5 separate regions of the Homo sapiens genome follow, and regions 1, 2, 3 and 5 are each linked to region 4. Evidence: chromatin loops called from intact Hi-C (ENCODE). Cell type or tissue: heart right ventricle. All regions are shown on one strand.

Evidence for each region. Hi-C counts contacts between places; a loop is a spot of excess contacts. Peaks named below come from ENCODE experiments on the same cell type or tissue, not always from the same donor. Only the 100,000 strongest peaks of a DNase experiment are listed, where the experiment ranks them.
Region 1: it touches region 4 in a loop (3-fold over the local background); 5 of 110 quality-filtered maps call a loop at or near these places.
Region 2: a loop joins it to region 4, with 5 times the contacts of the local background. A loop is called at or near these places in 36 of 110 quality-filtered maps.
Region 3: it touches region 4 in a loop (2.7-fold over the local background); 9 of 110 quality-filtered maps call a loop at or near these places.
Region 5: a loop joins it to region 4, with 11 times the contacts of the local background. A loop is called at or near these places in 4 of 110 quality-filtered maps.

The regions. Positions count from the first base shown.
Region 1 is chr13:59,529,451-59,534,450 of GRCh38, forward strand. It overlaps LOC107984625 (a long non-coding RNA gene), which reads right to left. Exons shown (of 5, transcript XR_001749886.2): 2 at 1,902-1,938. Among named protein-coding and RNA genes, the nearest start is that of DIAPH3-AS1, 480 kb to the right of the region's middle. In heart right ventricle, no CTCF peak of the experiment used is centred here; a DNase peak (open chromatin) is centred at 2,481; H3K27ac peaks cover 4,432 bases.
Region 2 is chr13:59,765,192-59,770,191 of GRCh38, forward strand. All of the region lies in intron 27 of DIAPH3 (diaphanous related formin 3), which reads right to left. Among named protein-coding and RNA genes, the nearest start is that of DIAPH3-AS1, 250 kb to the right of the region's middle. In heart right ventricle, no CTCF peak of the experiment used is centred here; no DNase peak of the experiment used is centred here.
Region 3 is chr13:59,474,711-59,479,710 of GRCh38, forward strand. No RefSeq gene overlaps it. Among named protein-coding and RNA genes, the nearest start is that of DIAPH3-AS1, 540 kb to the right of the region's middle. RefSeq lists an enhancer at 3,821-4,638. In heart right ventricle, a CTCF peak has its summit at 2,486; a DNase peak (open chromatin) is centred at 1,869; H3K27ac peaks cover 4,486 bases.
Region 4 is chr13:59,389,880-59,394,879 of GRCh38, forward strand. No RefSeq gene overlaps it. Among named protein-coding and RNA genes, the nearest start is that of DIAPH3-AS1, 620 kb to the right of the region's middle. RefSeq lists an enhancer at 1,933-2,042. In heart right ventricle, CTCF peaks have their summits at 1,920 (motif pointing right) and 2,130; a DNase peak (open chromatin) is centred at 1,963; H3K27ac peaks cover 2,418 bases.
Region 5 is chr13:59,491,638-59,496,637 of GRCh38, forward strand. The region is part of intron 4 of LOC107984625 (a long non-coding RNA gene); the gene reads right to left. Among named protein-coding and RNA genes, the nearest start is that of DIAPH3-AS1, 520 kb to the right of the region's middle. In heart right ventricle, no CTCF peak of the experiment used is centred here; a DNase peak (open chromatin) is centred at 3,004; H3K27ac peaks cover 2,654 bases.

The sequences.
Region 1 (5,000 bases), 140 kb after region 4:
CGTTTCTAACCTTGATCAAATTATAAATCCATAAGCTCTCACAGGGCCATGTGTGAAAGGGACTGAGTGAAGTAGTCAGAAGAAGGAAGACAGTTGTTGGTCACTGGTGATTTGGGGAGGACGTTTATTTATAGTGCACAGTTGAAAACAGGGAGTAGGTGCATCTTGCACTTTCATCTTCACCCACTCCTTATCCTTCACTGTGCAATTTCTGATGAGTTCTCACTTTGATTTATAAAGCCACAATGTGCCTTTTCAGAATAAACACATATTCCAGTCTATAACTCTCTGGAATTTCATTCACTAGACCCCAGCTGTAAGCCCATTGACCTTTTTCTTGTGTGCAATGTAGATTCTATATATCTCGTGTTATTCTGTGCATATATTGAAAATGTTTGAACATATAATTTATTAAGTCATGGCAGGAACTATAAGTCTTTTTATATGACTTCCAAAGTAGCCCACCTTATACCAGCAAGTTTAATAAAAACTTCTGATGGACAAAATAAGTAGCTCTTATTATATTCAAATATGGGTGCTTTGTTTTTTTGACACTTTTCCCTGGTGTAGGTAACACCAGACTTGAAGACTTCTTACCTCCATGCTATCATAGCTCTTCTATTACTGCATTTATCACTTCACATTATAACAGTTCACAGAACTGTCTCATACACTATCCTGTGAGATCGCTGGGGTCAGAAACCATATTTGTATTCCTTCAATACACATTTTTTGCACCTGCTACATATCACACAGTGTAATAGGAATAAGAAATACAATGATGAACAAGATAAAGTAAACATGGCTTATTTAGGCAAATGCAATGTGGTCTGAGCCCCAGCCTCATGTATTAGTTAGCTGTTGCCACAGTAATGCTATATAACCATCCCAAATGTCAGTGGCTTACAAGCATTCATTCTCATGCCCATGGGTCTGCAGGTTCTCTATACTTTGCTTGATCTTGGCTAGGCTCCAGTGGGAGGTTCTACTTCAGACTGAAGTTTCTCTGGGCATAGTTCCTCACTGTGAGTTGGGTTCAGGTCAAAGACACTTGTGTGTTAATTCTGGGGCACAGGCTTCTCAGAGCATGCTCTCTGCCTGGTGGATCGCTAGAGCACAAAATGTCAAATACATTAGAAGCCTCTGCCCCATGATGTCCATTAACTTTCCATTGGCCAAAGCAAGTCCCATGACCAAGCTCAATGTCAATAGTGCAGGAAAGGCCTGTTGTAGGAAAGTACTGCAAAGTCACATGATAAAAGATATAGATGTATAATTCTAATATAGGGTTGGTGTCAAGAATTGCAAAAGATGGGCCAGGCACGGTGGTTGACACCTATAATCCCAGCACTTTGGGAGGCTGAGGTGGGCAGATTGCTTGAGTTCAGAAGTTCAAGACCAGCTTGGGCAACATGCTGAAACCTCATCTCTACTAAAAATACAAAAATTAGCCAAGCACGGTGTGCACGCCTGTGGTCCCAGCTACTCAGGAGGCTCAGAAGGTCAAGGCTGCAGTGAGCCAAGATCATACTACTGCACTTCAGCCTCGGCAACAGTGAGACCCTAAGGAAAAAAAAATTGCAAAAGATGACTCAACCTGCTGCAGTAGACTACCTTTTTTTGGTTACAGAATACAGAGTACATTGTACTCTGTAATGTTCCTCTTTAAATACTCATTGCATTTACAAAGAACTGGCTCAGTATTCACTGCGCTAGTCTTCTGTAAGCTTTATAAACATAGTGATCCTGTATGTTTTATTCACTAATTATTCACCAAGTTATCCTTTACACGTAGCAGATGCTCAATAAATTAATATTGCATTAAATTGAATTGGTAAGTGTTATGACCGGGAAATGCAGAGAGCTAATAGATAATGCAGAATAGAGGTTCTTAGTATCACCTGCTCCTTAGAATCAGCTGGGTCCAGTGTGCTGGCTCTGAAAAAAAAAAAGGAAAAAGAATCACCTGGGGAACTTTCACGACTATCTACGTCTGTGCCTCACCCAGAATAATTAAAGCAGAACTTCCTGGTCTAAATTACCAAAAGTGGAGCCTGGGCCTTGGTGTATTTCAAATGCATACAAGGTGATACTGATGTGCAGCCAGGCATGAGAATCACCGACCTGGGGACAACTTACTCAGATTTGGGAAGACTTCCTGAAGGAAGCAGTAGTTAAGCAGAGGCTACGTGTGAACTGTTAAGTAGATACTGGGCCCAGCAGGGGCTGAGGGTAGGTAGGAGGGGTTTGTAACTGAGGAAGTTGACTGTGCAGATGCACTGAGATAAGAGCGAGCTCCTTGCCCTGATGTCAAGATCACAGTATGCTAAGTGAGGTAGAACCTAATAACTGTTACTCTAGGCAGAATTCTTAGATAAAACGACCAGAAAAGCTTAGGATTTCAAGGGAAAACTTCCCGACCAGGAGGCAGAGGTTTCTCAGGAAAGGCTCTGCCCAGTTTGAGTAACTTCCCTTGGCGGCTTGCCAGGGTGAAGCTTTTGTTCAGCACAGCTTTTGCCCGAGTTTATTTTTGTAGCTGCTTTTGCTATGCTGAACTCTTTCCAGCTATTCTTTGTTTATGTAACTCTCTAGGCCGCCATCTAATTTCTAGGATATGACAATCTTTCCACGTAACATTTTTGTTCATGATGACTGCTGACTTATATTTTAATATTAAGCAGGCAGAGTTTTTTTTTCAAATATCAATATAAGAAATATTTATACCAAAAACATTTCCGCTTTTTAAAAATCTGGTCTTCAAGCTACACTTCATGTAGCTCAATATTCTCCTTCTACAGTTCCATATGAATTCATTTCACATTCTTTTATCAGTAAAAGCTTGTTGTTCTTGTCAAAATGACTTACTTTCTTACATTTGATAATGATAAATATTTATCCATCATGTTTTACTTCTTGTCTTATTTTCCAGGAAACTCAAAGCTAAAATTGCAGAATTCAATATTAGCCCAGGTTGGAGAATGTCATTCTCTTTCCTAAAAGATTTTAATTCTTTTCTTTTGTCTTTTGCAACTCTATGTGTGGCTTCTACAGTAATCTACCTTAAATACTTTTTTGAAGCAAGATTACAGATTACCAGGTAAATTACTCAGGCTTATTAGTTGCTACGGCAAATACCAAGACATATGACTCATTCACTGTCCAGGAATTTTCAATCCACTATATATTCAGAGACAAATTTTCTCTACAAATAAATGTGTTAATGAAAGGCTTACAATTTTTAGGCCTCAAATTATCTCTGCAATAGGCCTAAAACTAAACGTGTGTTTTCTTGTACTCTTAGATGTTATAACTATTTTTTATTAAAATTTCTCCAAGCATGTACTGAATATTCTTTTCTAGAAAGACATATGTACAGATATACACCCATGTACAAAGGTAGACCCAGTTGATATTACCACCGTAACATTGTGAAGGCTGACAAATATGAAATGTTTATTTGTAGCAGTTCCATTTGGAAGGTACATGACACTAACAATAAAATAGTAAATGCATAATTGCTGTCTGATGCCTTTTTGCAGCTTTCCAGAGACAATGGCATCAATTGAAATTAAGTAATTTTGAACCCTCTCATTTTGCAAGAGAGAAGAAAATCTAAGAAAACTGAGTACTGTAAGGAAGATATGAATACAGAATTAAGTAAAACAGGGACTTTCCAAAGATAATTAGGCCATTCCAGATCCCAACATAAGGAGTATCTTCCCATCCACCTCCTTCCAATAAAAATCACAATTTTTAAAAACCCTTTAAAAAGTATTTCTTGCCACAGTTCTACCTTCTGAATCCAATTAGCAATTTTATCACTTCATTTTATTAACATCTATTAATCTTGAAAAACATAGAACTGGCATTCTATCGACCTCTTTCTGGTCTGTATTTATAAGGGAGAAAGCTTCTTACTTCTATTTACTAGCATGAAAGAAAAAGAGATTTAAGGCAAGACACTTTGCATAGAAAACTCATAAACTTCCACCTAAATAAGCAGTTATAGAAGAGCAGATGCATCTAGATTGCATTGGTAAACAGTTCTCTGTTATAGACCAATCAATAAAGTTAATGCTAATTGTAATGTACTTTTGTCAAATTGCACTTCGTCTTAATTTCTGATTTATGGCATTTTCCATATAGTACTTCTGAAAATCTAGAGCTTATTGCAATCAGTCGCTGCTAATGGGAGACTGACAGAAGTGAAATAACATTCTAACCTGAGTATTCAGATATCACGTTCAATATTCCTGTTGATTCAGAAAGAACTAATGTTTACTAAGCCATCCCCCACCTGCCCCAGACTTCCTGTAACAGCATAAAATACCAGTGAGTCAAGACCAACAGGTCTTGACCCCAGCCACATTTATAGAAAATACCAGAAGCACTTGTCTCAAGAGATAATATCCTTTACAACTGCCTATAGAAATATTTACAATGCATTGTGGAGTGCATTGATCATTTTGTTCAATAAATTGTGCATTTATAAAATAGAACAAGAATTAAAATTCAATTTTACTATTACAAGTGAATGGTTCTGTGGTTGTTCCTTATATGTCAGGTCCTAGTCCTTGGGACAATAGAAGAACTATAGGATCTATCCCATGTTGTTCTAAAGAAATTGGAAAGTTTCAGAGCTTCCTGCTTCATCTACAGTAGAAGAATCTTATCCTGCCAGATCCTTCTACTACCCAGTATCATGTCAGACTACTGCAAGGCACCAGCTTGTGCTGGGCAGATTTTTCTTTCTCCAATCTTTTCCTCTCTCTCACTCCCTCTCACACTCTCCCTCTTCTTCCCCCTGATCCTTTCCCACTCCCCTCCCCTTCTTCCTTCCCTCCCTGGCTCCCTTTCTTATTCTATTTATAAACTATCTGGTTCTCATTTACCTCTATAAACATTTTTGCCTAGATAATTCACATCCTTTGGGGGGATTAAAAAAACTTAGCAAAATGCCAGGTTCTGTACTAAGACATTTATAGAGGAGAATCTAATAA
Region 2 (5,000 bases), 380 kb after region 4:
TTAAGTACAGTCCAAGAACTATTCATAGCAAGAAAATTAATTTCCATGTCTCCAATTACTAAATCCATTCTATGTGCCATTCTTGTTGAAGGATTTGCAATAACTTTCTATTGGCAAATGTATCATGGAAGGAAAGTGAAGAAGGGGAAGGAATGAGAAAGTGCCAGCGTATTTTGAATTTATTGAGTAGCTACTCAATTCTAGGCACTACATCACAAATCTGGGCACCTTCATACACTTTCATTTAGTCTTCCTAACAGCCTATGAAACACATAGTGTAATTCCTCTTCTTATAGCTGAGGAAAAGAAAACTTAAAGACAAATAACCACAGTCACCCTGATAGTAAGTAAAGAATTTAAACCAGACCTGTTTGACCTCAAAGCCCAAACCTGACTCCGAACTGTTTTTCAAGGTCAAACTGCTCTGCCAGACCATTCACTTGTAGAAAGAGTATTTGAAAATCTGGCTAGTTTTATGCTTTCACAAATAGTCACTGAATAAAAACAACTACTGCTATTTTTTTTTAAATACCTACTATGTGTAAGGTATTTTGCAAATTATTTATTTTTAATACTGACAGGTGGTTTCCATATCTGTGGCTACTTGGAACTGACCTTTAAGGAGGGCAAATAAAGTAAAATATAAATCCAATGGTATCTTATAAATAAATACCAAGTGTTGTTTTCTTAGAAAAGATTTCAGACACATAATGCAGTTGGCACATGCCTGGAAGAAACTCAGCTGCAGTAGGGTCCCCCATCCCTGCCATAATGCCTACTACAGATGGAATACAACAGCAGAAACACTGGTGAACCACACATTGTTATGTTCCAAAAGAGTTTTCATTATTTTCCTGTAACTACTACAGTTTTCAAAACACAAAATATCTTATCCTATCAGAAAATTTGATGACTCTGCTTGGCTGGTGCTCTATAGCACACCCAGTCTGCCTACTGCCTGAGCATTGTGGTCACACGTGGTGATTACTTTTTAGAACCTTTAGGCTGCTGGGGATCATTTGCCCTTTTTCACAGGGCCCGGGAGGCACCTTGGCTACTTTTCTTACCATGGATTTCACACACTATACTATCACTACATAAGTAATCATCTCCCTCTGCAACTGGGCCATTAATGTAAAAATTATTTTGTGTCTCCCTGATCACTTTCTTCTGACATTCCCTAGAGATCTGTCAGCCCCAATGACCTTGCCTCCTTCCCCCAGCCAGAGACTATGACTTTAAGGAAGAGATCTTATCTCCTAATTCTCAGAGAAAACAGGTGTTATCAGATGGGAGCTCAGAATTTTCCCTCAATTACTGTCTGCATCCACTTCTGTTCAAACATCCTTCCTTTGTAACTGTCCAGGTGCTCTGCACCTATGCTTTCATATCCCATTCCCCGGGAACCTAACCTAAGCTACTGCTCCCCTAAGTCTTAGCCCCACACCTCCAGAACTATTAATACTTCCTTTCAGAATACAAAGACAGTAAAGCCTTTGTCATATGAATGGCAAAGAAACATAATATGCTCATTAAATCACAAACCATTTGGTTCAGCTATTTTCCTACTTTTTCTTTTCTTCATATCTAGGCTTTCAAAAAAAAAAAAAGAAAGAAAGAAAGAAAAAAAGCTCCACTCCTCCTCCAGCCAAGGCTACCTGGCTTCAGTTTCTACCAATACTGCGTTTCTCAAGGTAAGCAGTGATACCCGAGTCCTTCAGTCCAATCTGTGCTCGGGTGCTTATCCATCCTTTTTGTACCTGGCCTTTCTGAACATGTGGCTTTGGTGACTATTCTTTCCCAACTTCTTTGTCACTGGTGGCTCCTAGGGGAGAACGCTCCTCCTCTGGCTTCTCTTTCTCTTTCTTGCTCCTTCCAAGTTGTATGACCCAGATGAGCCCTGCACTCCTTCCAGCTTGAGAGATCCAGTAAGACCAAAGACTATCCCAGGTACACATGACGTCATTTCCTCTGTATGCTCAGTGAACCTCCACAGTAGCACCACCTCGTTGGATTGTAACTGTTTAGGTTAAACAATTTATTTGTCTCTAAAACTGTAGATTCACCAAGAATTTGACATGCCCATGAAAGTTTAGTTCTCAAATGGCAAACAATTATTAATATCATAGAAATGGCTTCCCTTTTAAGTAATGCAAAATTACACAACACATAGAAACAGAGACAATGTGTAACAAATCAGTAATCAAACGACAAAATAAGTAATTCTTTAATCCTCTTTTAAAAGGGATTTTTATTTTGGGAGAAATTTGAGGAAACCAACATATCCTTTTACCAGTTTTTTTTTTTAAGTCCAAACACAAAATTTAAAACAAAAGTACAGAGTTCAAGGAGCTTCTAAAGTCTGTCCATTGATTCCTTATAAACTTAGACTCTGAACTTTTGCCATAAGAAAAGGGAGAGATTCAGAATGGGCAAACGATTTAAAAAGATCATAATAATTATAGTCCACTATGGAACACAAGCAGAACAAGAGATATTAATCATAACAACCATTTCAGGGAAGTCAAGGACATTACTTTCCTTATACAATACAGTTCTTTATCTCCTTCTCACTAAATTTATTCCAGCCTTCAGCATACATTTGTGAATGCTCATTAAATGAAAGACATTTGCTATTTCTTGCATAAATGTCCTTTTAAAACAACTTGAAGTCTTCACTACTTGAGACTTTTCTAACCTGTTCATGCTTAAGAGTCTGTTTGATAATGACTATGCCAAAAGGTTGTCCTGCCCTGACTATAAATTAGATAAGAAAAGCCTTTCCTGTCTACCCACAGGGCATCCTTACCTAGGCAGGAGCCCTGCTGAGTCCATTCTGCCTTTTGCTTGACTACATGGTAAATATAAGAGACTGATGTTTGAATAAACTGTGAAATCATCCAAATTATTTTACATTCCTAGCCTAAAAAAATCTCCTTAAAAAATATTTAAGTCTTTTGACAGCTACAGGTAGCATTTGATTCTGCTTGAAAGCCCAAGTGTAAGGGTGTCAAAAACCATTAGTATTTTAATAGCTCCCTTTCTTAGGTTATTTGTCAGGCATGAGTTCATCAGGAAAAGAACAAAAAATACTCTCAAAAAATAGGCCAATGACATTTAGAAAATCAAGTTATTTTAATATATTGTTCCTTATGCTCTTTCTACTTTAAAATAAGATACAGTTAAAATAAATGAAAATGGTAGTTGTCAACATTTACTACTTCAATAGAGTTGTCTTCATTGTTTCCAAAGAAGACTTAAGGCAGTTAGTGCTCAGTAGACACCAATGGAAACCTTAGAAATTTCCTAATTCTGCCTAAAGACAAACTCTTGCTGTTTGAGAAAAGGCAGGTCAAGAAACAAGGTGTCCCAAGATCGAGTGGATTGGGGATGGGGGAGGGGTGGCTATATATGAAGTTTTGATATATCAACAACAAAGCCCATCTTGTGTGCCTCCCTTAGAAAAATATGCTAATTCAAAGATATCTAACCAGCTTCACATTTAACTCTGACTTCAAATCAGAGTGGCAGAGCAGCTGTGCCTGGAGGCAATACAATCTTATTTCTATAAAAATCTCTCAAAGTGCCATATATAAGTGGAAGAGTAAAAATAGATAATCAAATCCAAATTAAGGCTATTAAGAATTGATTTAGTGTAAAGATAATATAGCAAGATTTTGTTTAGGTTATGGATGCTCTCTAAAAATGCATAATACTTGTTTGCCTAAAATTTTGATTATGTTTTATCTTATTTTGTCACAGTTAAATAGTTTTATCTTTAGGGGTTTTAATTGCATATAGTTTATAGAATTCTTTCTGATTACTCTCTATCCATTTAACTGGAAAAAAAATCCCACTGTACCACTTATGAAAAGAGAACCACCTAATAAGGATGCAAACAAACTGCAGGCAGATGCAGCATAAGGTGTGGTTCAACAATTCATATCTGTGGAGCCTTTATCACAAAAGTTTTACAGACAGTTCACAGAGTGTACAGTGGAAGAGAAGTCCCTAGGAGAGTAGGAATTAATGTATCCTGAAAAACACCAGTCACTCAGTGGTATACCAGAGGTTACAAAGAAAACAATCAAGAAAAGAAAAAGAAATGAGAAAACCAAAGTCTTCTTTCAACCTTCGTTGTATAGGCTCCACTACTGTGTAATTCCTCCCAACTTCTTGATCTCTTTTCTGCTTCTCCTTCACTTCATTACTCACCTGACTCCATTCCTAAGGTTCAGTCCTTAACTTGCCATTCTCTTGTTTTAAAGATTCTCCTTTAGATAACTCACTTGCTTATGAATTATTAGCAATTCTCTGTGGGGGTGTCTTAACCTAGAGCTCTAGGCTGGGCCTCTTTCCTTTTTGACTTTTTTTTTTCTTCCCCTCTTTGACTTTTCCCCATCCATAGCAGCCGATTCATACTGGCATATAGGTTGCCATGAAGTCCTTTCAATCCCTCCCTCTCACTTACACTTTAGTTCCATACTAACTATGGGGACCTGTCATTTTCATGCTCAAAAACCTCAACAATCCAAATTCCTTGGCCTGGTGTCAGACCCGCAATATACTTCTTCCCCATCTGGTACCTTAAACTGGGCCAGCTGATTTCTTAACACTCAAACACCATACTATGATATTTATTAAAATGCATTAATAAATATTTTAATTATCTTGATTTAAAAGAGGAGATTTTACTATTTTCTGTAGACTACAGAAAATCTTTAGGTTTGGACTGTGTTGAATAAAGAAAATAGATAATGCCCTGTACTCATCAACAAATACATTCTTTTGTTTTAATGTTGCCACACTTTGCTTGACTAAGGGAAAGATATTTAATAAGTAGCCCTCCACTTCTAAGAAGTGAGTAACCAAATCGAAATTGAATCTCCCCTCCCCTACATCTGATCCGACAACTCTTTGAAGCTATGCATAGACCAAACAATCAAATATCTCCTTTTGATGATAGATAACTTCAAGGGAGGAGATGGGAAGCGGTTAAC
Region 3 (5,000 bases), 85 kb after region 4:
ATTGTCATGTATGCTTAAATATTTGCTAAGACAGATCTCGTGTTAAGTATTTTGTATCAAAATTAAGAGAAAGTAGATATGTTAAAATTGAAAGTAAGAACCAAATAAGTGGAAAGAATTACAGTAGTATAAATTTTGCTTCTAGACCTATGGCCAGCCACAGTCCAAAACTGCTTTTGGTTTTGTTTTTCAAAGTATATTCCACAATTTTCCATGGCAACTTCCTCCATTACCCTTAGGAAATTTTTCTTTAAATGTGTCCTAACTCTGTCATTAAATACAGCATTTGTTTAAGTTTAAATATTTTATTTAGTACTTGTCCATATCCCTGGGATTTGTGTGTGTGTGCTTTTCCTTCCTTATACCATAAATATTTTTTTTAAATGCCTCTGAGACTTTCCTTGGTATTGTCCAGCAGATTGATGATCCTTAAACTTCATTATGCACTTGAGGCCAGAAGTTCAAGACCAGCCTGAGCAACATGGCAAAACCCCATCTCTACTAAAAATACAAAAGTTAGCCCAGCATGGTGGCTTATGCCTATAATCCCAGCTACTCAGGATGCCGAGGCAGGAGGATCACTTGAACCCAGGAGGGGAAGTTCAGTGAGCCAAGATCATACCACTGCACTCCAGCCTGGAAAACAGAGGGAGACCCTGTCTAAAACAAACAAACAAGCAAACAAACAAAAACAAACTTCATTTTAAAATAACCAATGCAGCCAGCAAGGTAGTTATCTCATCTGATTTTATTTTCTTGGTTATACTTTTCACTTTGTTACGTAGGCCTTGCCTTTCAAATGCCAGGAATTATATTCAATTTACCTCTTCTCTTCACATGTAACTACACATATTTAAATTTAATTAGAATTATATAAAATCTAAATGTTAGTATCCTAGTCACATTAGCCACATTTAAAGCACTCAACAGCCACATGTGGCTACATTACTGTATTGGACAGGACAGATAGAGAACATTTTTATCATTGCAAAAAGTTCTATTGGATGGCTCTGTACTAGATCCTACCCTTACCCTCCAAAATCCCTACTCATAATTAGCATATTAGCAGAACACAGCCTCTAAAGAAATCTCACTTGTCTCATCTGAAAAAGTGAGGATAACACTTTTTTGACTCAGGAAAGAGGACTGACCCACATTTCCTTTGAGGTTCCTTACCAGTATGATAGCCTCATTTTTGTGAATCCACTAAAACTTAACCCTTGGTCAGGAAGACAACTCCATTATAATAATGTTTCTCTGGAAAAAATCAAACTTGAATGACATCATCTCAATTCACAGCTTCTTTGCCAAGAATATAACCTACTTAAGTGTAGGAACTGCATTCCAGCTCCACAAATTCCTTATTAGGTCCAATATGGCAGGTGGTACTTAAACCATATCAGTTTTTTCACACCCCAGCAGGCCTTGAAATCACTGTGATAAGAGAATCTGCCTCTCTAAGAAGGGTCACAGCATGCCTATAAGAAGACATCTGGGAAGCAGAACATTTATTTTAAAATGCAAACTACGTAGTCCTGTAAGTAATTAATTGGGGAACATAAGTTGTATTTGAACTAAAACGGAACCTTTGATTACACTTAATGTCAGCTGGATGATTAATGTATCAAGTGTTTGCTGTTTACTAAACAAAGGATTTGTCTTTTTTTACCATCTGAAAAATTTTGTCTAAAACACTTATTTTCAGAGATGTGATCATTTCTTTGGCACTTATTGGACTGTTAAATTGAATTCATGCTGTCCTTCCACGTTTCCCAGACTACTCAGGAAGTATGAAAATGGGAACTGATGAGCAAGGCCTGGACATGTTTCCACATCTACTGTGTTCATGTTTGTTAATGCAAGTCAGCCCTGCACAGAGATCTACCACCTGGACCAAGAGCAGTATACTTTGCTGCTTGGGCAGCTTTCCTTCCATGTCTAAAACAGAGTAACTTTCCTAAATTGGGATATTACTCATTTTTATCACAAACCTTGTGGAGATTAACGTATTATATCAGAAACCATCTAAAATGCACAGATACAATTAAATGACCATAATTCCCAATGCAAAATATAACAGGAAAGATTATCAAACCACTCTCCCTCTACCCTTCAAGTCTTAATCTTGGCTCTAGGTTTTCCTGAGCAGGAAAAATGAATTGGGGGAGAAGTGAGTGCTTCTCTCCATCCTTGCACTAACTTTCCTAATCTTTAATTGTGCCAATTCAACTTCGTTGTGTTATTCTTGGCTTCTCGCCTCATGAGGGACCAGAAGTTTGTAAGCACATAGAGGAAGCAGTGGTTTTTACCTTGGGGCTCATCAACCTCCAGAAAATAAAAGCAAAATTATATAAATACCTGCATTTCTTTTCTTGGGAGAAGGTTAATAGTTTTCATTAGATTTTGAAAGAAGTCCATGATCCAGAAAAGATTAAAAAGTCTCAATTTTGATGGATTTGGAATAGAATCAAGTCACTGATGAAGTTACTGCCTCTGCCACTAGTGGGGGCAGTGAGTGGGTACAACACAGCAGCCAGAACCTGTGTGTCAAGAGCCCTTCTCTCATCCCAGCTTTTAATAGTTGAGATGCGATCAACAAACACTGATGATAGACTTTAAGTCCCGTGATACTGTGATTTATAATGAGAAATACATATTTGGTCCGTATTCTCATTTCTGACACACAGCTCCTAAAATCCTAGTAATTTCCTAAGTGATAAGAGTTACGGAAGTATCTTTGGTTATAATATTTGGTCTTTTGTCCCAGGTTCCTAAAATAGCTCCAGAGTGTTTCTTGTTATGCATACCAAGCCCCTTTCAACCACACCCAAGTTTATATTAATGAGGTGATTTTTCAAAAGCCCCTAGAAAATCACTGGATGGGGGCTAGATGCCAGAGGAATTAATCATGTGATTAGAAGGTTGGAACTTTACCCCTAACCTCCGAGGGGCAAGGAGCTGAAGCCTGAATTGATCATCACTGGTCAATAATTTCATCAATCATGCCTACAGAATGAAATGTCTATGAAAACTCAAAAGGACAGGGTTTAGAGAACTTCTGGGTTGGTGATTAAGGAGGATGACATGCCCAGAGTGGGCATGGAAGCTCTGTGTTCCTTCCTTCATGCCTTGTCCTTTGCATCTCTTCCATTTAGCTGTTCTTGAGTTAACTGGTAAATGTAAATAAATGTTTTCCTGAGTTTTGTGAGCCATTCTAGCAAATTATCAAACCCAAGGAGGATGTCACAGGACCCTCTGATTTATAACCAGCCAGTCAGAAACACAGGTGACAACCTGGACCTGTCAGCGGCCTGAAGTAGAGGCCGTTTTTTTTGTTTTGTTTTGTTTTGTTTGTTTTTTTGAGACGGAGTTTCGCTCTGTCGCCCAGGCTGGAGCGCAGTGGCACAATCTCGGCTCACAGCAAGCTCCACCTCCCAGGTTCACGCCATTCTCCTGCCTCAGCCTCCCGAGTAGCTGGGACTACAGGCGCCCACCACCACGCCCAGGTAATTTTTTGTATTTTTAGTAGAGATGGGGTTTCACCGTGTTAGCCAGGATGGTCTCCATCTCCTGACCCTGTGATCTGTCCGCCTCGGCCTCCCAAACTGCTGGGATTACAGGCGTGAGCCACCACACCTGGCCAGTCTTATGGGACTGATCCCGTAACCTGTGGGATTTGATGCTATCTCCAAGTAGATCGTGTCAGAATTGACTTAAATTGTAGGACACACAGTTGGTGTCTACAGAGAATTGGAGAATTGCCTGGTGTGGAAAACCCACACATCTGGTGTCAGAAGTAAAGTATTGAGGGTAGTAGAGAGTAGAGGAAAAAAAAAAAACAGTTTTCCTTTAGTTGGTGGAGAGAAGGAAATAGTTTTCCCTTACAGCCCTGAAAGATTGGCTGGTGACATGCGAGAGCTCTGATTGCAATAACATTCACCATTATTTGTTGATACACATTCTTCCATTTAATCTTAATACTCCTTCAAAGCGGTATGATTACCCCATTAAAAGATGAGAAAACCGAGAATCAAACTGGCTAACTAATTTGTTCAAGATGACAAAGTTACCACATTGCAGCACTAAAATTAGAGCCCAGGTCACTCTGATTCAAAAAGCTTATTCATTAATACTGCCCAGCTAGGAATATCTGTCCAGCTTCTAGGAATGGACCTTCAATTCTATCATCCCACCTAAATCTGAAAAGGTAGCACATTTCATGATTCTTCCAGCAGGGCAAAGCAAGGCTAATTTTAGAAGTCTAATGAGAAAGGATTAAGGTACTTCCTGTTAGACAGTCAACACGAGTGGCTCTCATTAGCAACAATAAAAACCCAGCTTGTACGGTCGGTCGGCAAAAGTAGCAGCCTCCGCTTTCTTTTGTGATTCTCAGCTGGGTTGCCCCTTTAAGAAGCTTAGCCCACATAGTCACATTCACAGATCTTCTAAGTCAAAATCTCTTTTAAAAACACCCAGGAGCGATCCCTAACTACCAAGGAGTAAGACATCCTTTCAGGAAAGAACGTTGAAGAGATTTATCTGAATGTCAGCAAGTTTCACCCAGTCAAGAGAAATCCATCTAGAAAAGAGATTTTATACAATTTGTGAATTTTATTCAATTCAACTTTTATTTATAGTTGCTCTATGTAGGAATTGTGCAGAATGCGGCAGAAGAAGGTAAAATGTACAGAATGGGATGTTCTCCACCGGAGGTTCACAGTTCATTGGTAGAGACAGATACACATCCAATATGTACAGTCCAGCAGACAGTACTAAGTTGGAAAATTGATTTCCAACCAAAATGCAAGAGGAGAACAAGAGAGGGAGACAGTGTTTCTGATTGTTGGGCAGGGTAGAGACAAATCTGAGAAAAGCTTGTGGAGAGTATGGGCTCTGTGGATAGAGGCAAGTAAGATGTGGATGAATACTAGCATCCCAAAAGCATAGAAGCAGAGGTTGTGCAGGTATCTGGAAAAACAATAATGTCCTGGGAAGGCCAG
Region 4 (5,000 bases):
TGCTGGTGGGCTAGTATGATTTTTGGGGGGTGTTGAGGAATCCTGTTTTGTCATATTAATAGATTTGTTTTTCTGCTTTCTTCTTATTTGGGTAGACTATGTCAGAGGGAAGACCTGAGATTCAAGAGCTGCTGTTCAGATTCTTTTGTCCCATGGGAGTGATCCCTTGATGTGGTGTTCTCACCCTTCCCCTAGGAATGGGGTTTCCTAAGAACCAAACTGTAGTGCTTGTTTTGCTCTTCTGGTTCTAGCCACTCAGCAGAGCTAACAGGCTCCAGGCTAGTACTGGGGAGTGTCTGCAAGGAGTCCTGTGATGTGAATCGTCTTCAGGTCTTGCAGCCATGGATATCAGCACTTGATCCAGTGAAGGTAGCAGGGAAGTGGAGTGGACTCTGTGAGGGTCCTTGGCTGTGTTTTTGTTTAGTGTGCTGGTTTTGTGTTGGTTGACCTCCAGCCAGGAGGTAGCACTTTCAAGATCACATCAGCTGTGGTCCCATAGGAAGGATGCAAACTTGCCCTAAGGACACCTGGTTAAGTATTCAGGCTTCTCAGGCGGTGGGCAGGGTCATAGAGCACCCAAGAGATTATGACCTTTGTCTTCAGCTACCAAGGTGGGTACAGAAAGACCATCAGGTCGGGGCAGGTTTAGCCATGTCTGAGCTCAGTCTCTCCTCGGGCAAGGCTTGCTGCGGCTGCTATGGGTGATGGAGGTGTGGTTCTCAGGCCAATGGAGTTATATTCTCAGGGCTATTATGGCTGCCTCTTCTGAGTCATACAGGTCACCAGAGAAAGCCAGCAGTCACAGGCCTCACCTCCTCCCCACGCAGCCCAAAAGCCTAAAGGCCAGTCTCACTCCCACTGTGCCCCCACAACAGCACCGAGTCTACTTCCTGGCAGCAGGTGACCATGTCTGAGAACTTGCTCCAGACCACCAGCCTTCTTGCTGAGAAAGCAAGCAGACTCACAGTTTTTCAGCATCTCAGGGAGTCTGAAGCAGTGATCTAGTTCCCTCAAAGGGTCTTTGGATTCTCTCTGCTTTACTGGTATGTTCCTATGGTAGTTATTGGAGCAAAAGTTCATGACGTGAGTCTCTACATGCTGCTCTGTCCATCCGAGCAGGAGCTACAAGCTAGTCCTGCCTCCTATCTGCCACCTTAACCTGTATCCAGCACTGGTATATTTATTACACAATATTTGTGGAGCATGCACAGGGTTGCTACAAAGTCCTCACATGTAATTGTAGATGTTTTTTGTATGGGCACTTCTATTCTCAACGCAAGTTTTAATTTTCCCCATGTTCTTCTATACGTACTCTCCCATGCTGATAGTTGAAATTTACTAAAGCAATCCCTGATAGTGATTTTTAAGCAATTTGATGAAGCTGAAAATCATGAGTCAAACCCAAGTAACACTTTTGTTCCTAGGCCATAGAATCAGAAAAACTTGGGTTTCAATCATGATCTATCAACCATACTAGATATTCTTCTGCCTGACTCCTGTTTCCACATCTGCAAAATGGGTAGAATAATATCTACCTACCATTTTAGTACTGTTGTGAAGATTAAATAAGATGGGCCGTAACTTTGTCTAGCTCATAGAAAGAACTCATGAAATAATGCTGTTGATAGCATTATTATTATTTATCACTAGCTTCTAGATTTTCTCAAGATATAAGTCTTCCTTTGGGAAGAGGCTCTGACCTCATTGTTTGTCTCAATTATGTTCTGTCCCAGAATGTCCATGACTGAGTGTCTTCTCGTCACTTCACTCTAGTCATGACACTCATCCTACCAACTAGTGAATATGCATGTCTGCCCCGTTATTAGACTATTGTCTCAGCATCAAACTCATTTTTCTATATTCCCTTTGGTAATGCTAGGGCTGAGACTCTTATTTTTCTTTTGCCAGAGGTTCTGTTAGGCATTGTCACTAGAGGGCACCAGAGGGAGACAGCTAGGCTAAAGGCAGGGACCACAAACACTTCCTGTTTGTGTCTTGCTCCTGTCTTGGTTTTCTGTTCTTATTTTAGTTTCCTGTTCCTATGTCACTCTAGCAACCCTTACACTGGTTTGTTCCAGTAGAATAGCTGATTCCAGTTTGCAATTTTTCCAACGCTTAAAGACCAGCCTCATCTCACCTCTCTGGTTCACCAGCTCTGCAGAGCCTCTCTTCCAAGTCACTAAGTGTTAATAATTTCAACTTCTTCCCTCATCCTCCAGGCCTAGGGTTATACTTAGTGTTCTCTTTTTGCCTTTTCATTTCTTTAATTCCTAGTTAAAAATCTTTATTTTAAACTCCTTCTATTAAAATAACAGGTGTGTATTTTATGTCCTGGCTGTACTCTGACGGACACAGATGAGCTGTATATCCTCCTTAGACTCTTCTTTAGACTCTATGCCAAGATCCCCTGGGGATAATCTTATATCCTAAGCTAAGTCAGTTCTTCACCATCCCATTATATATAGGCATTTCTCAAATATTTTCAGCCTCTGTGATTGTTAAGGCTAACTTAGCTCTCTAAGAAACTCTTGTCCCCACATCTAGCCACCACATTCATGTCTGCTGGCCCCTTAGAGAACAGACAGGTTTGCTCTACCTGATTGCCTCCAGTCATTTCCCTTTAAATCTTACCTCCCAGTGAGATCACCTATAAAAGGCTCCTGACTCAAGTTAGGAACATAGCCAATTGTTGAAACTGTTGAAGGTAGTAGAGAAAGGTAGACAAACCTGTGCTTCTCATGCCTATATCACTTATTTTACTTCTCTTCCATTTATCCCATCTCCAGGCCACTATAAAGAATCCATCAGTATTTTTCTCAAACATCATTTTCATCTTAGTTCTCCCTTCCTCAAGAATGTACAATGATTCCCTATTGCCCATCAGATCAAGTCTAACCACTGACAGACCCTGGGTATCATTAGGATGGCTTCAATCAATTAAACTGACAACATTCTATAGTCTTAGACTGATTTTTCCATTTTGTACTTCTTGCTTTAGTAACAAATTCAAATTCTTCCAGCTTTCTCTGTGTGTGTGTGTGTGTGTGTGTGTGTGCATCTGTGTGTAGAAGGAACTAGTGGAACTAGTAACAGCCTATAGGAATAGACCTACTAGGAGGATAAGATGCCTGGGAAGCTGGTCTACAGTTTAGCCAGGCTCACAGCTAACATGCAGGAGTACAGTACACTAGGGATAGGTGAATAGGGAGCCAGAGACTCCATAAAACTTGGCAAAAACCAAGAAGGAATCCCTTTAGAAATGAAAAAGCTTCTTGGGCAGGCTTGAAGCACTTCTTATCCCAGTTACATGCTGCCAGGGTCCACCAGGCATCCTCAGGGGGATCTGAAGTCCAGGAAATCATCATTCTTCAACCCTGAGGGTTGCTGTACCTCCACAATAAGAGGCCATCTGTGTACAATAAATACTATCTTTTACCTGCATTAAAGCTACTTGTGTACTTTGTCTATTTCCATCAGCCAAATATTATCACCCTTTGACAGCCACAAGTATCTGCCAGGTAAATTTCCACAGAAGGACTTCTTTAAAAATGTTTATTGTATAAAGAACTATCAACTAATCAATGATTATCTTTCATAATTAAACAGCTATCATCTTTAGTTGATTCTATGGTCGTTCCTCTGATTTTATTATATGTTGCCTACAAGGAAAATGGTCTGTGCCTAATTTATACGATTTGAAAAGATAGTTCATGCTGTGTGATTTTGTATGATTTATATGATTTATATGATTTTATAAGATATATGATTTTATATGATTCTATATGATTTATATGATTCTAAATAGCCGGGTGAAAATAGAAAATTGAGCCAAATGTCTGCAGTTTTTGTCTACATGGTATCAAACACCTAGATATTTAAAAATACCTGGATCATTGACATACCTTATAGATCAGCCTAAGAAGAAAAGTTAAAATGTGTAAAGCATATGTTTTTAGTGTTCTTACTGAATTTTTACTTGGCTAATAATGATTTTGCTTAAATGTTAAATTTTATGTTTGAGTTTTTTCCTTATAAAGATGACTTAGTACTAAATTATCCTTATTTTGATGTGCCTGTCATGACTTTTAAATATATTTACTGTCATTCATTTCATTTCAATGTTTCTTCTAAGTTACACTCTTGCCATTTACTCTATTTTAGCTCTATCATGATTAGGATATGGCATGATGCCATTTTTTTTTCATTCTTTCTTCAGGATTTATGCCAATATAGCTAGATTTCTCACTTAATGGTAAACTTCTCTGATTTCAGGAATCTAAAAAAAATACTGAGGGCAAAATGAGAGACATAATCAAAAGAAAGCTTATGTTACCTGATGTCACACACACAAAAAATGAAAATTTGATGAACCGGGTGTGGGGAAATTGTACTCTCTATTTGAATTCATCAGTGGCATACATTCTGAGCTTCACATGTGGCACATAGCAAGATATTTTAAAATTCTTCTTTCCATGAAATGAAATATGTTTACTATGCATATAGTACTGGAACAAGTACTGTATCCTTACTAGAATGTGAAGAATATACTTGGCTTGATAAATCATCTGGGGGCAATAAGCATGAGTAGCAAGGTACTTATTTTTGTGTAAATGTCCTTTAACTCACACCACTGGCCAAACCTTACATTCAGCCTCTTATTATACCCTGCCTTAAAAAAAAAACTTGTCTTAGTCAGTTCAGCTGCTATACATATTAAAAAACAATATCATAGACTGAGCAGCTTAAACAACAGAAATTTATTTCTCACAGTTTTGGAGTCTGGGAATTCCAAGATCAAGGTGCTGTCATTTCCGGTGCCTGGTGAGGGCTTGTTTCCTGGTTTGGAGATGGCTGTCTTCTCATTTTACACAACAGAGAGTAAAGAGAGAAAGCAAGCTCCCTTAGGTCTCTTATGCGCTAATTCCTTCCTGAGATCTTCATCCTCATAACCTAATTACCTCTCAAAGGCCCCATCTCCAAGTACCATTTTGCTGAAGATT
Region 5 (5,000 bases), 100 kb after region 4:
GTCAGAAAAAATGGCTTCAATATAGGAATTAAATGAGTATAATAATAGTAATAATCACTAATAATATCTAGCTTCAGAAGTGTAAGAAAATTGGCTTGTTTCTTTAATAGAAAAGTCTACGGTTTTCTTTTTTGGTCCCTAGAAAACTGAATCATGATTTATTCCTGTGTGTTAGGAGGGGATCTGTTCTGCTAAAATCATTAGATTTATTTAAGTTCACACAACAGAAGGAGACATTCTGGAGGCTCTTTTTCATTGTTAAATGAGCACCTATGTGGTAGTGTCACAGATGAAGGAGATAAAGGCACTTTGAGGAATAAAAGAGAAAAGGCACTTTGAGGAATAAAAGAGAAAAGGCACTAGCATAAAAATTAATCAGATTAAGTGTATTAGTAGATAGAGATCTGCAATCTGTTTTCTACACCCCCTGTGTGACAACATGATGAAGGTAATCAGGAAAACTACTGGAGAGGGCCCACAGTTTAAAGACCAATATGCTAGAAACAAAGGCTTCCCTGAAGTACTCTTTATGATGCTACACCTAACTCTCAGCAGGACAGCTAATTTCTCACACCAATCAGTCCATTGCAAGAAATGCTGAGGTGGAAAAAAAAATCCCTGCTGCACACTTTCCTGTCTTTCCCCAGATTCTAAATCTTCACACTGAAAATAATTTGCAAGCACAGGCATCTCTGAGATTCAATGGATTTTCCCTACCACCCCTCTTTGTTCCTTCAATCCTAGAGGGATGCTCCAAGCAGACAGGAAATGTGACCCAGAAGTGTGGCGACATATTTTTGTCTTGTTTCAGGAAGATGAGTGTTTCTCAGTCTCCTCTAGTTGAACTCACACATTCCATCTTTGGAGAAAGTTTTAAACAGTTCCGGCTTATTCAGAGTCCTTCTTAGGACCAGTTTAGGAAGCTGCCTGCAGGGACACAATGGCTGTGGTGGGCACAGCACTTTGAATACATACCTTCAGGGATGGGAGTATGCTACTGATTTTGTTTTTCTTTTCTTTTTTTTTTTTTTTTGAGATGAAGTTTCACTCTTGTTGCCCAGGCTGGAGTGCAATGGCACGATCTCAGCTCACCACAACCTCCGCCTCCCGGGTGTCAAGGGATTCTCCGCCTCAGCCTCCTGAGTAACTGGGATTACAGGCACCCGCCACCACGCCTGGTTAATTATATATTTTTAGTAGAGACGGGTTTCTTCATGTTGGTCGGGCTGGTCTCGAACTCCCAACTTCAGGTGATCCGCCCGCCTTGGCCTCCCAAAGTGCTGGGATTACAGGCATGAGCCACTGCGCCCAGCCAACTACTGATATTTTCTTATCATGACTTCCTGGGCAAGATTTTTTGTTACCAATCAATATCCATCCTAACCCAGGTCACACTTCAAGAATCTATTTAAACGATCCTATACTGACTAACAGCTTGATAGAATATAATCACATAAACTTCAAATTAGTTATAATTTTTCCCTTTGAATATAAAATGTTATTTAAAGTCTTCCTAACAAAATAAATGAAAAATATGTGGATATTCCACAGAAATCTCTATATCTAGGCAGCCTTTACCTAAGTGAAACCAGTCACAGAAAATGTATCCATATTAACCAATAATTATTGATTTACTTTCATTTATCAATAATTCATTTATTTCCATATTGAAACAGGATTTAAGGGTAAGGAAATCAGGGATGATTAAAGTAAAATGTCTTGGGTTCAAACTGACACCAAGAAGCCTAAACATGCTCAGAGATGCCATTAGTCAATATGGAAAATGTGGGCAATCTAGGAAAAACCTGTTGTCTTCCCACTCCAACCCTGAGCAGCCCTGTGGGCCAAGAGTTTGTTGAACAGAAGTAGGGGGGTCTAAATTTCAGACCCCATGTTCTACCTCAGCCAGGTGCATTTTTACATTTCACAAACAATTCAGTCACCGAAAGCAGCCCAGGCCACATTCTACAGCAGAGTGAGAGCAGATCAGTAATGAGTCCTTGCTTAATAACAGAAACTGTCTTGCAGGTGAATCTTTGAAAAGGTGGCCTCTCCTTCATCCTTGTGGTTATTCAAGTGAAAGTGAAAGGTTTCCCTGTCATGACATAAAACTGAGCAAAAAACAATCACCATATCTCTTGCCAACTTTGTCTCCTTGACTCAGGAAGATTTTAAATATAGAACAAATACTGCTTGCATCAGTAGCAATCCAGCCTCTATGTCACTATTGGATTAATAATGCTTTAGGATACATATCTCCAATATGAAAGGCTCTATCTAGCACACCAAATACCCTGATACAAGAACACTTCCTACTGTAGGCATGGCTATAGTAGTATATACTCAGTGTAATAGATGAGCAGTTATATTCTTTAGATATATAGAATAAATTTTATCTTTTGAAATGAAAATTCTAACACATTACTCTTCACAAGAAAAAAAGTCATAATCAGTTAAGACATTAGAACCCACCCAAATAATTTCTTCTGAATCATCTCTCTATTTGCTCGACTTCTCCCTTGCCCCCATGCTCCCACTGTCTGTAGTTACCAGATAGTAAACATGAATGCTGAATCAAGAATGAAAGAAAAACAGAAACATATATTTATGTAAACTTGTATTGATTCAACTAGGGAGAAACCCCACAGCTTTCAAGGCCTGAGTCACAAATCATTGTGATCAGAAATGCTGATGTGCTAGGAATGCACAAGTATTTTTGCTTATTATCATGGCCCAGGCCTGTTGCAGAGCAAGAGTTAAGCTGAAAAACAGTAAATATGGTTTTAAGCTTCCATTTATCAGGCAATATTTTGGGAAAGGGAGGACACAGTGGTGATGAGTCCAGGCTTGTATATTGAGCTCTACACTCAGTCACCAAAAGATCCACATTTGGGAAAATCAGAGGGAGGTCACACCACCTTTCCAAACAAGAGAAAACTCTGTTCTTCCCAAGATGACCTGAAATGTTCTAATTATTGGTTATTCCCTCTGGTCGGTGATGCAGCCAACAAGCACGTAGAGTTCAGTGAACCCACAAGCGCACAGCTGTTATCTTTGACTTATGGCCAAAACAAAAATTGGAACAGAATTTACTCAGACAAGTGTAAAGGCTTCTGTTTAAAACAGCTATTTTCTAAGCCAGATAAACAGCTTTGAAATGGAGAAGAAATGAATCCTTTCCTAGAATGTCTGAACCAAAGTGAGGTCAGCATCTTGAAGACAAGATGTTAACATAGATTACCCACACGGCTGCACAAGTCTCCCAAAGCATGAGACAGCCTCCACACCTCTGAGTTATCTGTAACTTTTTTTTTTTTTGGGGGGTCAACTTTTTGTGTTTTGGAAACAACTTTCTGCATTTGGGAAAGGTGGCTATGTTTAGTTAGTTGGTGACATAAAACATTAAGAACAGAGAATTGCTGTCCTGGAAGCTTCTGTGAGCCAGCAATTGCATAGGCTAGTGGCCTCTTTGGCCAGTAGCATCAGAGGCTCTTATGTGGCAGTTTGAGGGCAGAAAGAAACAGAGTGGTATTACTGTGGGCTTGAGTTAGTGATTCCGGCCTTTGAATTTCCACTAAGAAACATTAGCAAATACCCAATTTTTTATAGGTGGCAAAGGGACTGGTAAGAAATAGCTGGTAGGAGAAGCAGGGAAAAATCACCCTCCCAGTTACCTACACAAATACTGTGTGTCTGTGCTAATCTGGCAATCCATCTTACAATCACCAAACAGTGCAGAGCAAGGAAGCAATTCGCACTGCAATAGTGCTCCTCAGAGCTTTTCATAGCTTGATGCCTATTGCAGCTGCTTATATTGTACCAGCAGGTGGGTATAAAATAGCAGATTCCGGAGCCTACAAAAGCCGTGTCCCAGGGTAGAAGAGGAGATGATTTTTTTTCCAGTAGAGTGAATATGCATATCAATGTACCTGAATGGAGAGCTGGGTCCTGGTGAGCTGTCATCAGCACCAAATCTGTCTGTACTTCCATCTCAAGTGGTCTATTTGAGCGATAACAAGGCTTATGTAGCAAGGGTTTAAAAAGCCTGCTTCTCTCTTGATTCTAGGGGGTTTACAGACTACGTCTGCAGTGCGGACAGCCTTGAGCCCACTATCAACATTCATTCATTCCCAAATTCTCTCTGCACTCATCATTTGCAGCAATAATAAAATCTCACCAGTTTGGAAGTCCTGGGTTTTCTAGAATAGTAAGCACCAAGTATCCAGACATTGTAAGAACAATTATAACTACATGGCATCGTGGCCTGTTCTAATATACTCTATCGTTAAGGCAGTCAGCTGCTTAATTAGTGTCAACTTCATACCCAGTGGGCAGGGATAGTTATCAGAAGCCCACTGAACAAATGGACGGGACGTTTCAAACCTTCGAGCATCAAGCTTCTCCAAAAATAACAAGAAGTGACAGCTGAAGTCATGCTTAACAGAATTGGTTTAAAAATGTGAAATGGTTTTTAAAAGCAGCACTGCCTTCATATTGGGTGTGAATGAGGCTTTGTATGAAATATTATAGGAGGGGAAATCCCTAATAAAGCTGAGACTCATGCTTTGTTCTCAGTGTCTGACAATTGGATCTCTCTAGATAATACTTGAAAGGACTGAGAGGTGTGGCAGCAGATGGGTGGGAGGCCAAGGCTGTGTAAAACAACCCTCTGAGAAAGAGTTTCAGCGAGCTGCATAAGCGGCACCATCAGGACCCATCTGTGTAACAATTCCAGGACTGTTGCTTATCTGGTCATTTGTTTTCATAAAATGAGCAAGGAGAATCATGCCTGCCACATTCCTTGCCTCCCTTAGACCGTATGTCTCCTGCTGGTAGTTGTCTGGTTATTTTATTTTACCCTTTCACCACCCGATTCATAGCTTTCTTAGAATCCTCTAACACTGGGGTCAGAAAAATTTTTCTGTAAGAGGACAGATAGTAAATAGATTAAAAGTTTGCAGACCATACAGTTTCCATCACAACTACTGAACGCTGAGGTT